Linked DNA regions of Homo sapiens: regions 1 and 3 are each linked to region 2. The links are chromatin contacts, found by Hi-C or POLR2A ChIA-PET in ENCODE. All regions are on one chromosome and are shown on one strand. Each heading gives the region's core, a stretch centred on a gene start or an enhancer-like site at or near the end of the contact. The rest is flanking DNA. Distances are from core to core; before and after follow the strand shown.

What was found. A loop is a pair of places that touch in the nucleus more often than their neighbours do. ChIA-PET counts read pairs that join two places held with the same protein, here RNA polymerase II (POLR2A). Pooled maps may share reads with other maps.
Region 1: POLR2A ChIA-PET joins it to region 2 with 10 read pairs in WTC11. The contact joins the promoter of MTPAP here to the enhancer-like site in region 2. POLR2A ChIA-PET finds 5 or more read pairs at or near these places in 6 of 52 experiments (A549, HEK293, OCI-LY7 and 3 more).
Region 3: a pooled map shows a loop between it and region 2 (2.5-fold over the local background). The contact joins two enhancer-like sites. A Hi-C loop is called at or near these places in 2 of 168 maps with a recorded cell type or tissue (lower leg skin and uterus) and 3 of 50 pooled maps. POLR2A ChIA-PET finds 5 or more read pairs at or near these places in 7 of 52 experiments (AG04449, H1, HepG2 and 4 more).

What each region holds. Positions count from the first base shown.
Region 1 is chr10:30,347,246-30,351,241 of GRCh38, forward strand. MTPAP (mitochondrial poly(A) polymerase) reads right to left here and starts at 2,033. Exons shown (of 9, transcript NM_018109.4): 1 at 1,874-2,033. The coding sequence starts at 2,030. RefSeq lists enhancers at 513-1,013, 1,595-1,694, 1,705-1,774, 1,825-1,874, 1,905-2,044.
Region 2 is chr10:30,552,691-30,556,579 of GRCh38, forward strand. LOC105376478 (a long non-coding RNA gene) reads left to right here. Exons shown (of 2, transcript XR_007062102.1): 2 at 1,264-1,918. It also overlaps the pseudogene RN7SL63P. Among named protein-coding and RNA genes, the nearest start is that of LYZL2, 75 kb to the right of the region's middle. RefSeq lists an enhancer at 81-693 and a silencer at 1,170-1,464. Within about 2 kb of position 1,346, at least 26 of the 41 ENCODE cell types and tissues checked have a DNase peak (open chromatin) inside an H3K27ac peak, as active enhancers do.
Region 3 is chr10:30,413,312-30,417,411 of GRCh38, forward strand. No RefSeq gene overlaps it. Among named protein-coding and RNA genes, the nearest start is that of MAP3K8, 19 kb to the right of the region's middle. Within about 2 kb of position 2,485, at least 2 of the 41 ENCODE cell types and tissues checked have a DNase peak (open chromatin) inside an H3K27ac peak, as active enhancers do.

The DNA of each region.
Region 1 (3,996 bases), core at 783-3,282, 200 kb before region 2:
AAATATTTTTCAACCATTAGAGGCTGACCAAAAATGGAATTGACTGATTTATGCAACAATGTTCCTTATTGCTATAAACTGGTAATGAATCCTCACACTGAATGAAAAACTGAATTGGATATTTCTCAAGTTCCTTCCAATTATAAAATCACATGCTTCTAGGTGAGTATAAGGTGTACTTAACTGTCCTTCTTTAAAATGGTAAAGACATCCAAATGAGGATTTTGTTATTTCCTGCAAGAATCCCTGAATATTTAGTCGTATTATTCTAATGACACAAAATGAAACATTTCCTTAAAAAAGAAAAATAGCAAAGCTACAGTAAATGAAGAGTATAGTCTTGGAATTAGAAGTGAGTTTTACTGGCTGGGCGCGGTGGCTCACGCCTGTAATCCCAGCACTTTGGGAGGCCAAGGCAGGCAGATCACCTGAGTCTGGAGTTCAAGATCAGCCTGGCCAACATGGTGAAACCCCATCTCTACTAATAACACAAAAATTAGCCAGGCGTGGTGCCACGTGCCTGTAATCCCAGCTACTCGGGAGGCTGAGGCAGGAGAATCACTTAAACCCGGGAGGCCAAGGTTGCCGTGAGCCAAGATCGTGCCATTGCACTCCAGCCTGGGTGACAGAGCAAGACTTCGTCCCGAAAAAGAAAAAAAAAAAACAGTGGGTTTTTTAATTTTTGCCACCGAATAGCTGAGTTTAGCTTGAACTACTCAAGCTACCCTTGGACTACCCTGTTCCCTCATCTATAAAATGGAGTAACAGTTATTTCCTTCCACACCTACGCTACAGGGTTGTTTCATATATCAAAGAGCATATGAACATACTCTCAAATTTAAACACCCATACAAATGTTAAATTACAATAGCTTTTTTGGCAGAATCCTTACTCAAATTTTCAGCGTTACTTAGAAATGTTCAACAGAAGTAGCTTCCACTAAATACAATCCAATCAATATTTGAATGAAATACATAAAGATTTCTCACTGCCTGCCAATGTAAGTCTTTTATACAGTCTGATAAAGACACCAGCTTATTTTAGGGAAAAAATAGCTCCAAGGAATCGTAGAAGTCAATACATTTTGTTTAATAATTTGACTAGAAGTCTAAATTAACTGAGCTAGTGACCTTGCCTAAGTTATTTACCTCTTTGAACCATTTTCTACATCTGTAAAATGGACACAGTGATACATTTCTTGCAAGATCGTTTTAAGAACTGTAAATAGAATACACAAGCTCTTGAGTCACAAGAGAGGTTCAATAACACTGGCTTCTCAATACACAAAGAAGCATATAAATGTAGAACGAACGCGGGACAACAGCCTGTTGCAGTGAATCCAAATCTGTTACCAGACTGATTTGGTTCAAAATGGCCAAAAAGAATAAAGTAAACGGCAGTACATTTCATAGACAGAACCCTATGTCTAGGAACCAAGAATCCTCTTGATTCATCAGGCTACAATATAACTCGGCCTCCAGCAACAACTTAATGTATCAAAATCAGAAATATACGTACACGATGCAGCGACTGGCTCAGGTGTGTAGCATTACTATCATTGGGAACACTATTTCGTCAAACTGTAAAGTGCAAGCAAACTGGGTTCCTGACCTGAATTTCATGGAAGTCTAAACAACTCCATTACTGTACACAGGAGTCGCCCCAAACAAACATCACACATCTCACTTCTGCCTCAGCAACGGCGGCGACCCTGGGTTCCCCTACAGAGATCAGAGGAGAGGAGAGGACAGGACACAGCCCCACCCTCTTGCCAAAGGGTCCACAGCCGTTTCCACAGGCCACGTGTTTCCCCGTGATCCCAGACTCCTCGCCCGCTGTGGGACGGAACTACAGGGCAAACCGGCGCCATCACCTGTCTCCACGCTCCCTGAAGGCTGCTCGTCTCTCCTAAGGTCTTTGGCCACAGTTCCTGGGCAACTCAAAAGCCTGACGATAGGCCGCTGGACTCGAGTTCTTCTCCGGGCACACAGGTTCAAACGGGTCAAGAGCCCCACGCCGGGAACCGCCATTGCTAAAAAAAAAAAAAAAAAAAAAACAGCACTAGCGCGAAGCTGAAAGGTCAGCGCGTTTTCGCGCATGCGTCGGGGGGGAGGGGGGGGGCAAAAGAAATGGGAAGCCTCGAGGGTCAAACTAGGCGAAAGAAGTTCGCTTTTAGAGGAAGAGAGGAAATTGAGGCCGGAAAGAAGATACCTAAGCTTTCAGACATGGTTTACTTCCACAGTCACACAATTTACCAAATGAAAAGTTCCATAGAAGGAGCGCTCCACCTACTCTTGTAAATAGCATCATGAAAATAGAACCAGAGCCCGGGCGCGGTGGCTCATGCCTGTAATCCCAGCACTTTGAGAGGCTGAGGGAGGTGAATCTCCTGACGTTACGGGTTCGAGACCAGCCTGGCTAACATGGCGAAACCTTGTCTCTACTAAAAAATACAAAAAAATTAGCTGGGCGTGATTACATGCCTGTAATCCCAGCTACTTGGGAGGCTGAGGCACGAGAATCACTTGAACCCAGGAGGCGAAGGTTGCAGTGAGCCGAGATCGCGCCACTGCACTTAAGCCTGTGCAACAGAGCGTGACCCTGTCTCAAAAAAAAAAAAAAAAAAAAAGTTAAAATAATGGAAAGGCTTTTAACCTCTCTGAAAGGGGCACCAGGAGCAGGCAGGGCATCATCATCTTCCTTGAACCATGTGAGGACATTTTACAACCTCTGCCAATATGCCTCAATTCAAATTAAAATTCAAGTGGTTTTGCCAGCCCCTCCTCCAAGTGAGAGGTACATACCTCATCTTAAAGCCATACGAAAGGCATTGGAGAGGACTGGTTCAGTCTTCTCATTTTGGACATGAGAAAGTGGGGCACAGATCAGACAACGACTGGCTATAGGTCACACCTGGGGAGTCAAAGTTTAAAGTCAGAGCTCTGCCCTTGATTCAAGGCTCCTCCTCAGTGCCTGTGTCATAACCAGTGGCCCTTGCTCGGGTGCCTGGGAAAAGGACATACGAAACAGTGCAAAGAAGCCTGCAACTGAAGGCAGCCTCCCCGGGGGAATACACTGCTGCTGGAGGCGAAAGGAAAAGCAAGGGGCCTCGCAATCGGAGCGTGAGAGAGGACAAACCAGCACCGGAACTGACTAGCCAGCTCTGTGTTAGCATGGTGCTATTGCCTTGCAGGTATTTTCCTTTTTAATCATCTCAACAAATCTGAGTGATTAAACCCATTTCATGGATGAGAACACGGAGGCTTAGAGACAGTAAGTAACTTGTCTAAGGTGGCCTCATTAGAAGTTGGCTGTGCTGGCTGGGTGTGGTGGCTCACGCCTGTAATCCCAGAACTTTGGGAGACCAAGGCGGGAGGATCACCTGAGGTCAGGAATTCCAGACCAGCCTGGCCAACATAGCGAAACCCTGTCTCTACTACAAATACAAACATTAGCCAGGTGTGGTGGTGGGCACCTGTAATCCCAGCTACTTGGGAGGCTGAGGCAGGAGAATCACTTGAACCCAGGAGGCAGAGGTTTCAGTGAGCCAAGATTGTGCCACTGCACTCCAGCCTGGCAACAGAGCAAGACTCTGTCTCAAAAAAAAAGTTGGCTGTGCCATTTGACCCCAGGTCAGTCCCCAGATCCTGGGCCTTCCACTCGGACACACACTCAAGGCCACCCTCAGGCCACACAGAGTCCTGCCACTCCCACATGGATGTTGAAGAATCTCAAAGTTAGATAGAAGTATATTTGATTTTGATACTTCCAAGGAAAGTCCTGCGTAAGCAATGAGTTTGGGGATGGATGTGAGGACTTTTTAATTTTTGTGGGGGATATTTAATCCCTTTAGCAGAATAAAATGTTCTCCAGCCACTTGGCAGTAGGTACTTTTTTTTTATTTTATTTTTTGAGACAGAGTCTTGCTCTGTCGCTCAGGGTAGAATGCGTTAGTGCAATCTCAGCTCACTGCATCCTCCTCCTCCTGGATTCAAG
Region 2 (3,889 bases), core at 96-2,595:
GCTCCGCCTCCTGGGTTCAAGCAATGCTCCTGCTTCAACCTCCCAAGTAGCAGGAATTACAGACACTTGCCACCATGCCTGGCTAATGTTTGTATTTTTAGTAGAGATGGGGTTTCACCATGTTGGCCAGGCTGGTCTTGAACTCCTGACCTCAAGTGATTCGCCCACCTCGGCCTCCCAAAGTGCTCGGATTACAGGCATGAGCCACCGTGCCCGGCCTCTTTTCTTCTTTTTTCTATTAAACTTTCTGCTCCAAAACCCACTCCTCATGTGTGTCTGTGTCCTGAATTCCTTCTCAACCGAGACCAAGAGTCAAGGTATATACCCCAGAAAATGGAGCCATTTCACAACTAGAAGGTCCCATCTGGGGGTGATGGGAGACAGTGACAGATCATCAGGAATTACATTCTCATAAGGAGCATGCAACTTAGCTCCCTCAGATGTTCAGTTCACAATAGGTTTTGCACTCCCATGAGAATCTAATGCTGCCGCTGATCCGACAGGAGGTGGAGCTCAGGCAGTAATGCAAGTGATGCGGAGCGGCTGTTAATTCAGATAAAGCTTTGCTTGCTTGCTGCTGCTCACCTCCTGCTGTGTGGCCCAGTTCCTGATAGGCCAGTACTGGTCTATGGCCTGGGGGTTGGGGACCCCTGTCCTAGAGAATAAGGAAGTGAATTAGCGCAGTGTTAGCAGAAATTGAAAAAGAGGTAAGTTAGAAATGTTTAGTCTGCTAAACTGGCTGACTTACCATTAATTGGTGGGGGAAGTGTGAAAGGAAAAGAAAATCTCAAGACCCCAAACTCACAATGCCAAAGGGAAAAGTTAAGCTTGGGAACTGAGACAAGAGAAAAACAAAGCAAAACTGTGTTCCTTTCGTTCCCAAGGGATAGCTGTAATTTCATGTGCTGACTTTATCTTACGTAAAATGTAGATTTACTCAGCAAGATAATTATATGACTTTCCCCTCCCTCCTATCTTTTCACATGTAAAGTGTGGATTCAGTGAGTGCTATTCAAGGCCTCATGAGAATGTGACCACCTGGCTCATTGCCTATCCTACCCCCTTCTTTTTCTTCTCTCCTTCTCCTCCTGCCCACTCTTCCCCCTTTACATATTGAAGTCCTCAAAACTCTCCTTGGAAAAAAGCAGAGAACACAAATCCTATTGTAACTCGTGTTTCTTTTTTCCTGAGTGTTTCCTCAACCTCAGCAAAATAAACCTCTAAGTTGACTGAGATCTGTCTCAGACACTTTTTGGTTTACAGAAGTAAGGAAGAAGGAATTGCATGACTTCCAGGATCCAGCTTGGTGAGGGCGTGGACGGCAGAGCCCTGAGATGGGATCACGTGAAGACGAGCAGGGAACGTCAACAAGGGAGGAGACCTTGGCAATGCCTGCACAGCCCGCTCAGCCGCGTAGCAGAGCCCTCACAGTCGCTGGCTTCATGCGGTGTAGAGAAAGCTGGTTAAATTCATCTAACTGCAATTTGCCTTCCATGTCTAGTCTCCTTTTGGCCATGAGGAAGATAATCCAGCCGGCTAGGTATAGCTGAAATGTGACATAATCAATTACAAATTTGTTGATTTAGAGCAAGTGATAGATACACAGCCCAGAGTAAATTTCCCAGAGGCTCTTACCACTGTGGGGAGGACAAAGTCTCACTTCCTGATCAGCAGTGGCCAAGGGAGGCTTTTCTCTGCATTTGTGAGGCTGTGATATCTTTCATGCACTCCTTTGAAAGTGCTCACCAGCACGATGGAACACATTAGCTTAAATATTTCTCTTCACAGGTTGCTGTGTCTTTTAACGTAGGCAACTCTTCATGTAAATGCTAGTTAGAAAAGAGGTTTTGTTTTGTTTTTCAAGAAAAGTTGCTTTAATTAAATAAAGGACAGGAAGTTCCTTCCTGAATGGTTACAACCCCGTGGATTATACAAGCAATGTGCTGATTACAAACCGCCCCTTTGCCAGTTCCGCTACAGTTACCAGAATCCTTGTTAAATAACATTCTCCCAAAAAAGATGTGAGGAAATTAAACAATGAAGCTATAAGAATTGAACAGACAGAGAGAAACAAAATGAATATGAAACTTTTTATGCTTCTTCACTTTTAGATAACATGTGTACACCTTTCTCCATAAAATATATATTTTTATTTTTTCAGTTTTATTTATTATTGTTATTATTATTATTATTTTTGTAGAGACGGGAGGGGGTTCTCACTTTGTTGCCTAGGCTGGTCTTGAACTCTTGAGCTCAAGTGATCCTCCTGCCTCTGCCTCCTGAAGTGCTGGGATTACAGGTATGAGTCACCACACCCAGCTGTAATTTTTCTTTTGAGACAGGGTCTCACTGTTGTTACCCGGGCTGGAGTGCAATGGCGCAATCTTGGCTCACTGCAACCTCCGCCTCCCGGGTTCACGTGATTCTCCTGCCTCAGCCTCCCAAGTAGCTGGGATTACAGGCACCTGCCACCGTACCCAGCTAATTTTTGAATTTTTAGTAGAGATGGGTTTTGCCATGTTGGCCAGGCTAGTCTCCAACTCCTGACCTCAGGTGATCCACCCACTAAAGCCTCCCAAAGTGCTGGGATTACAGGCATGACCCATCTTGCCTGGCCCGGCTGTAACTTTTAAGTAAAAATTCAGCTTTGCTGGCATTGTTACACATGTTAACTTTTTAGTCATCAACACAATCTTTTAAGAAAGATAAAATGTATTAAACAGATATTCATCTTATAGAACATTTAGACGATACAGATGAACAAAAGGAAGAAAGTAAAAAACTCTCACAATTTCACCACTTTGAGATAATCCATGTTAAAATAGTTTTTCCATTCTCTTTCCTTACATTTACATGTAACAGAGTGAAGAGAACAGTTTACACCAGTTTCTTGTATTTACTTATTTTTTTAGAGACAGGGTCTTGCTATGTTGGCCAGGCCAGAGTGCAGTGGCTATTCGCAGGCACCATCCCACTACTAATCAGCATGGAAATTTTGACCTGCTCCATTTCCAACCTGGGCCAATTCATCCCTCCCTAGCCAACCTGTTGGTCCTCGGCTCCAGGGAGTTCACCATATTGGTGATGAACTTAGTGTGGACACCCAATCAGCACAGCGCACTGCAGCCCAAAACTCCTGGCTGGGCTCAAGCGATCCTCTGGCCTCAGTCTCCGGAGTAGCTGGGACTACACATGTGTACCACCACACCTCAGCCTTCCAAGTAGCTGGGACTACAGGTGTGCACCACCATGCCTAGCCACACCTGAGTTTCTTGGGAGGAGAGGATTGTCTGTGTCTGGAAGGAACATTGGAAACTGTGGTGTCAGGAAATCTCAAAGAGTAAACTCATAGACTCAAAACATCCAGTTGGCTGAACTCCCCTCTGAGGAGAGATGGTGCTGGTGGCTTCGGTGGGGGGTCTCTCTGTACTGAGAGTTGTGATGAATGGCGTGTGCAATTGGAGAACTGTAGCTGGGGCCAAGCTGAATTCCTCTATGTAATAGAGGGGAGGGGATTTTTAGCTTCATTTTGGGGAGGGGCCAGATGCCAAGTTAAAGGGAGGAAAATAGGATCAAAAGAGCTGGGTACACCATGAGGGGGAGAAGAAAAGCCTCCTGTTTTTGTAGAGACTGGGAACTTAGCAAGGTAGGAGACAGCTATACACTGCATGCTCAGATTCCTCAAAAACTCAGGAAATTATTCATCATTTGCTAATCCTGTTGGGCAAGTGGATTCTTCTGCTTTTGACATAGGAGTGCTTGTTCAATAAGTATTTATGATTTTTTTTTTTGAAATGGATTCTTGCTCTGTTACCCAGGCTGGAGTGCAATGGCATGATCTTGGCTCACTGCAACCTCCACCTCCCAGTTTCAAGCGATTTTCCTGCCT
Region 3 (4,100 bases), core at 1,235-3,734, 140 kb before region 2:
CTGCTTCACGTGTGTGTGTGTGTGTCACAGTATATTACATGTGCAATATATTATACATGCAATATATTAAAAGATACAGGTTGGTCACTGTGGCTCAAGCTGTAATCCCAGCACTTTGGGAGGCTGAGGTGGGTGGATCACCTGAGGTCAGGAATTCGAGACCAGCCTGGCCAACATAGTGAAACCCTGTCTCTACTAAAAATACAAAAATTAGCCAGGCGTGGTGGCACACACCTGTAATTCCAGCTACTTGGGAGGCTGAGGCAGGAGAATCGCTTGAACATGGGAGGCAGAGGTTGTAGTGAGCTGAAATCACACCACTGCACTCCATCCTGGGCAACAGAAAGAGACTCCATCTTAAAAAAAAAAAAAAAAAAAGATTAGCAGGGCCCATTATCTCTTTCCTGAACTTTGTCTGTATCAAATTATTCAAGAATCTCATGGCCTGACACGGTGGCTCACGCCTGTAATCCCAGCACTTTAGGAGGCCAAGGCGGGCAGATCATCTGAGGTTGGGGGTTGGCAACCAGCCTGACCAACATAGAGAGACCTCATCTCTACTAAAAATACAAAATTAGCCAAGTATGGTGGCACATGCCTGTAATCCCAGCTATTCGGGAGGCTGAGGCAGGAGAATCGCTTGAACCTGGGAGGCAGAAGTTGCGGTGAGCCGAGATTTTGCCGTTGCACTCCAGGCTGGGCGACAAGAGTGAAACTCTGTCTCAAAAAAAAAAAAAAAAAAAAGAATCTCGGGCACAGGCTTTGGCCATCCAAATGGACAGTCCTGTTAACAAACACCAAAGAAAGAACTGATAAATCTGGTCATTTCTGACAACACGTGTTTTCTGCCACTGCTATTTCTATTATGGCCACATGGAGTCACTGTTGAAAACTGTCCAATGCTTTCTCACCCAATGCTAGGATGAAGCAATGCCCTGCTGTTTCAAATGTCCTCATAAAAACAGCTTACATTTACTTTGAACATACTGTGTGACAGTATTGTGTTGTGTCTAATTACATCACAATATGCCTGTGAATGTTGTTGTTATCCCCATTTTATGGATATGAAAATTGAGAAAATTAAGCAAAATGACCAAGGTCATAGAATAAGTGGTGATTCCAACACAGATTTGACTGACTTTCTAATCATTGTGATTATAGGTCCATCCCTTAAACTTGTTCATGCTTTTTGATCTAGTAATTCCATTACTAGAAATCTATCTGAATTAGAGATGCACATGAAGGTACATACAGGAATTTTCAATGCCATATATGTAGGAAAGTTAGAAGCAATCTACAGTTCCAATGTGAGGAGGGGACTACTTAATTTGTAATCTATCCACAGATTAGAATACTATTAGATTATAAATATAGATCTCTATTTATACATATGTTACATATAATTTATATGTAATATATAATATGTATTATACTACATATTTATATTATATATAATATAATTTATATGTAATATATGTAAATATAGATCTCTATTTTTATATGTTACATATATGTATACATCATATGTATATATCATATTTATGTTACATATGTTATATCATATTTACATGTGTTACATCTGATATATATTTTATGTAACAATATATAAACATGTGTAATATGTAAACATGTATATTATATATAACACATATATACATATTACATTGTATGTAACATATATGAAGAGATCTAAGTTTATATGTATATCACATATATATGTATATTTACATATATACACACGTATATACACATACACACACATATACACATACACACACACACACACACACACACACACACACACACACACACACACATATATATTTTAGAGACAGGGTCTACTATGATGCCCAGGCTGGAGTGCAGTGGTTGTTTACAAGCACAATCATAGGTCACTGTGGCCTAAGACTCTTGGGCTCAAGTGATCCTCCTGCCATAGCCTCCAGAGTAGCTGGAGCTACATACATGCCACCATGCCCAGCTAACATATTACATTTATTAAGTGATTAATATTAATATTAGCCACTTATAGTTCTAAGCATTTTAGGTATATTGGCTCAGTTAACACCCACAAAACCCTAGGATACAGGTAGTAATAGAATATTTTATCTAGCGTAAGAAATCATCATTATGAAACACTTCATTATTTTGGCCAGGTGTGGTGGCTCACACCTGTCTGTAATCTCAGCACTTTGGGAGGCTAAGCCAGGGGGATCACTTGAGACCAGGAGTTCGAGACCAGCCTGGCCAACATGGCAAAACCCCGTCTCTACTGAAAATACAAAAATTAGCCAGGTGTGGTGGTACGCACCTGTAATCCCAGCTACTCGGGAGTCTGAGGCACGAGAATCACTTAAACCCAGGAGGCAGAGGTTGCACTGAACCAAGATCACGCCACTGCACTCCAGCTTGGGCGACAGAGCGAAACTCCATCTCAAAGAAAAAAAAAAAGAAGTAGCATTAACAATTTTCTTATTTCCTCTGTGATTTCTTTTTCTAAGCCGTTGTTGCTATGGAGACCATGAAGAATCAGTGAGACTGAAAGTCATGTACCAGTGCCCATAGGCAAATGTTTTAAAGTGTGAACATTGGATTTTGGAATCTGACACTAATGTTCTTGCAGTTTGGCTTTGTGTATTCCCAAGTAAGTTTTCTTTCTGTTTTTGGGAGACTATAGTTTCTAAAGTTGGTCCAGGGAACTGATTCGTGAGTCAGAAGTATTTGGTGAGCTTACTAAAATATAGATTTCTGGGCTGCACCCTTAGAATTACTTCATCAGAATATCTAGAAGTGCGATTCAGGAATCTGTATTTTTTTTAAAACAAGGTTTAGCATTTATAAATGGTTTTAGCTAAAGCATGAGAACCATTACTGAAGACCATCACTGGATGTGTGCCAATAATTCATGGAATTCTAGATTTACTTTTTAATTTACTTTTCTTTCTCTCTTTTTTTGAAACAGAGTTTCACTCTGTCACCCAGGCTGGAGTGCAATGGTGTGAACACAGCTCACTGCAGCTTTAAACTCCTGGGTTCAAGCGGTCCTCCCCCGTCAGCCTCCCAAGTAGCGAGCCTCCATACCTGGCTAGTTTTTGTATTTTATGTAGAGACAGATTGTCTCCATGTTTCCCAGGCTGGTATCAAACTCTAGAGCTCAAGAGATCTTCCAGTCTTGGCTTCCCAAAGTGCTGGGATTATAGGCATGATCCACCACACCTACTCTTTGTATTTAATTTTCTGAAAAGGATATGGTCTTCTTTTTTCATTTTATTTCATTTTATTTTATTATTTTATTTTTATAGAGACAAGGTCTACCTATGTTGCCCAGGCTGGCCTCGAACTCCTGGGCTCAAGGGATCCTTCTGCCTCAGCCTCCCAACGTGCTAAAATTACAGGCATGAGCCATAACGCACAGCGCTAAAGAGTATGTTTTACCACATGAAAAACATCTCATCAAATCCAGTTATTGCTGGAGTTAAGCACTTTTCTCCATGCAGACCAAGTGGATGCTTTTTTTCTATGCTTGCTTCCATATTAATTTTTGACTTAGATTTCAGAGACTTTTATTAATTTACTTACATGTGATTTTCAACTGTGATCCCCTCTTTAGTAATGAGTTCTATGAACTTAGACCCCAATAATTCCATGAATTCAGATGCACAGTCACTCATACAAGTACAGCATTACTCATTTCTATTATTTTGTTTGTTTGTTTGTTTGAGATGGGGTCTGACTCTGTTGCCCAGGCTGGAGTGCAGTGCAGTCTGGAGCTCCCAGGCTTAAGTGATCCATCCCCTCATCTCGGCCTCAAGAGTAGTTGGCACTACAGGTGGATGCCACCATGCCCAGCTAATTTTATTTATTTATTTATTTATTTGTAGATACAGCGTCTCCCTATGTTGCCCAGGCTGGTCTTGAACTCCTGGGCTCAAGCAATCCTCCCCACTTGGCCTCTCAAAGTGCTAGGACTACAGGAGTGAGCCACCGCGCCTGGCCCACTATTCCTGCCACATTTAGTACTAACTCATGTCTTCTTTTCTTCAGAATAAGAAAGGAAGAAAAGTGTCCTTGGAAGAGACAAGAGACAAGAGAGATTGCTG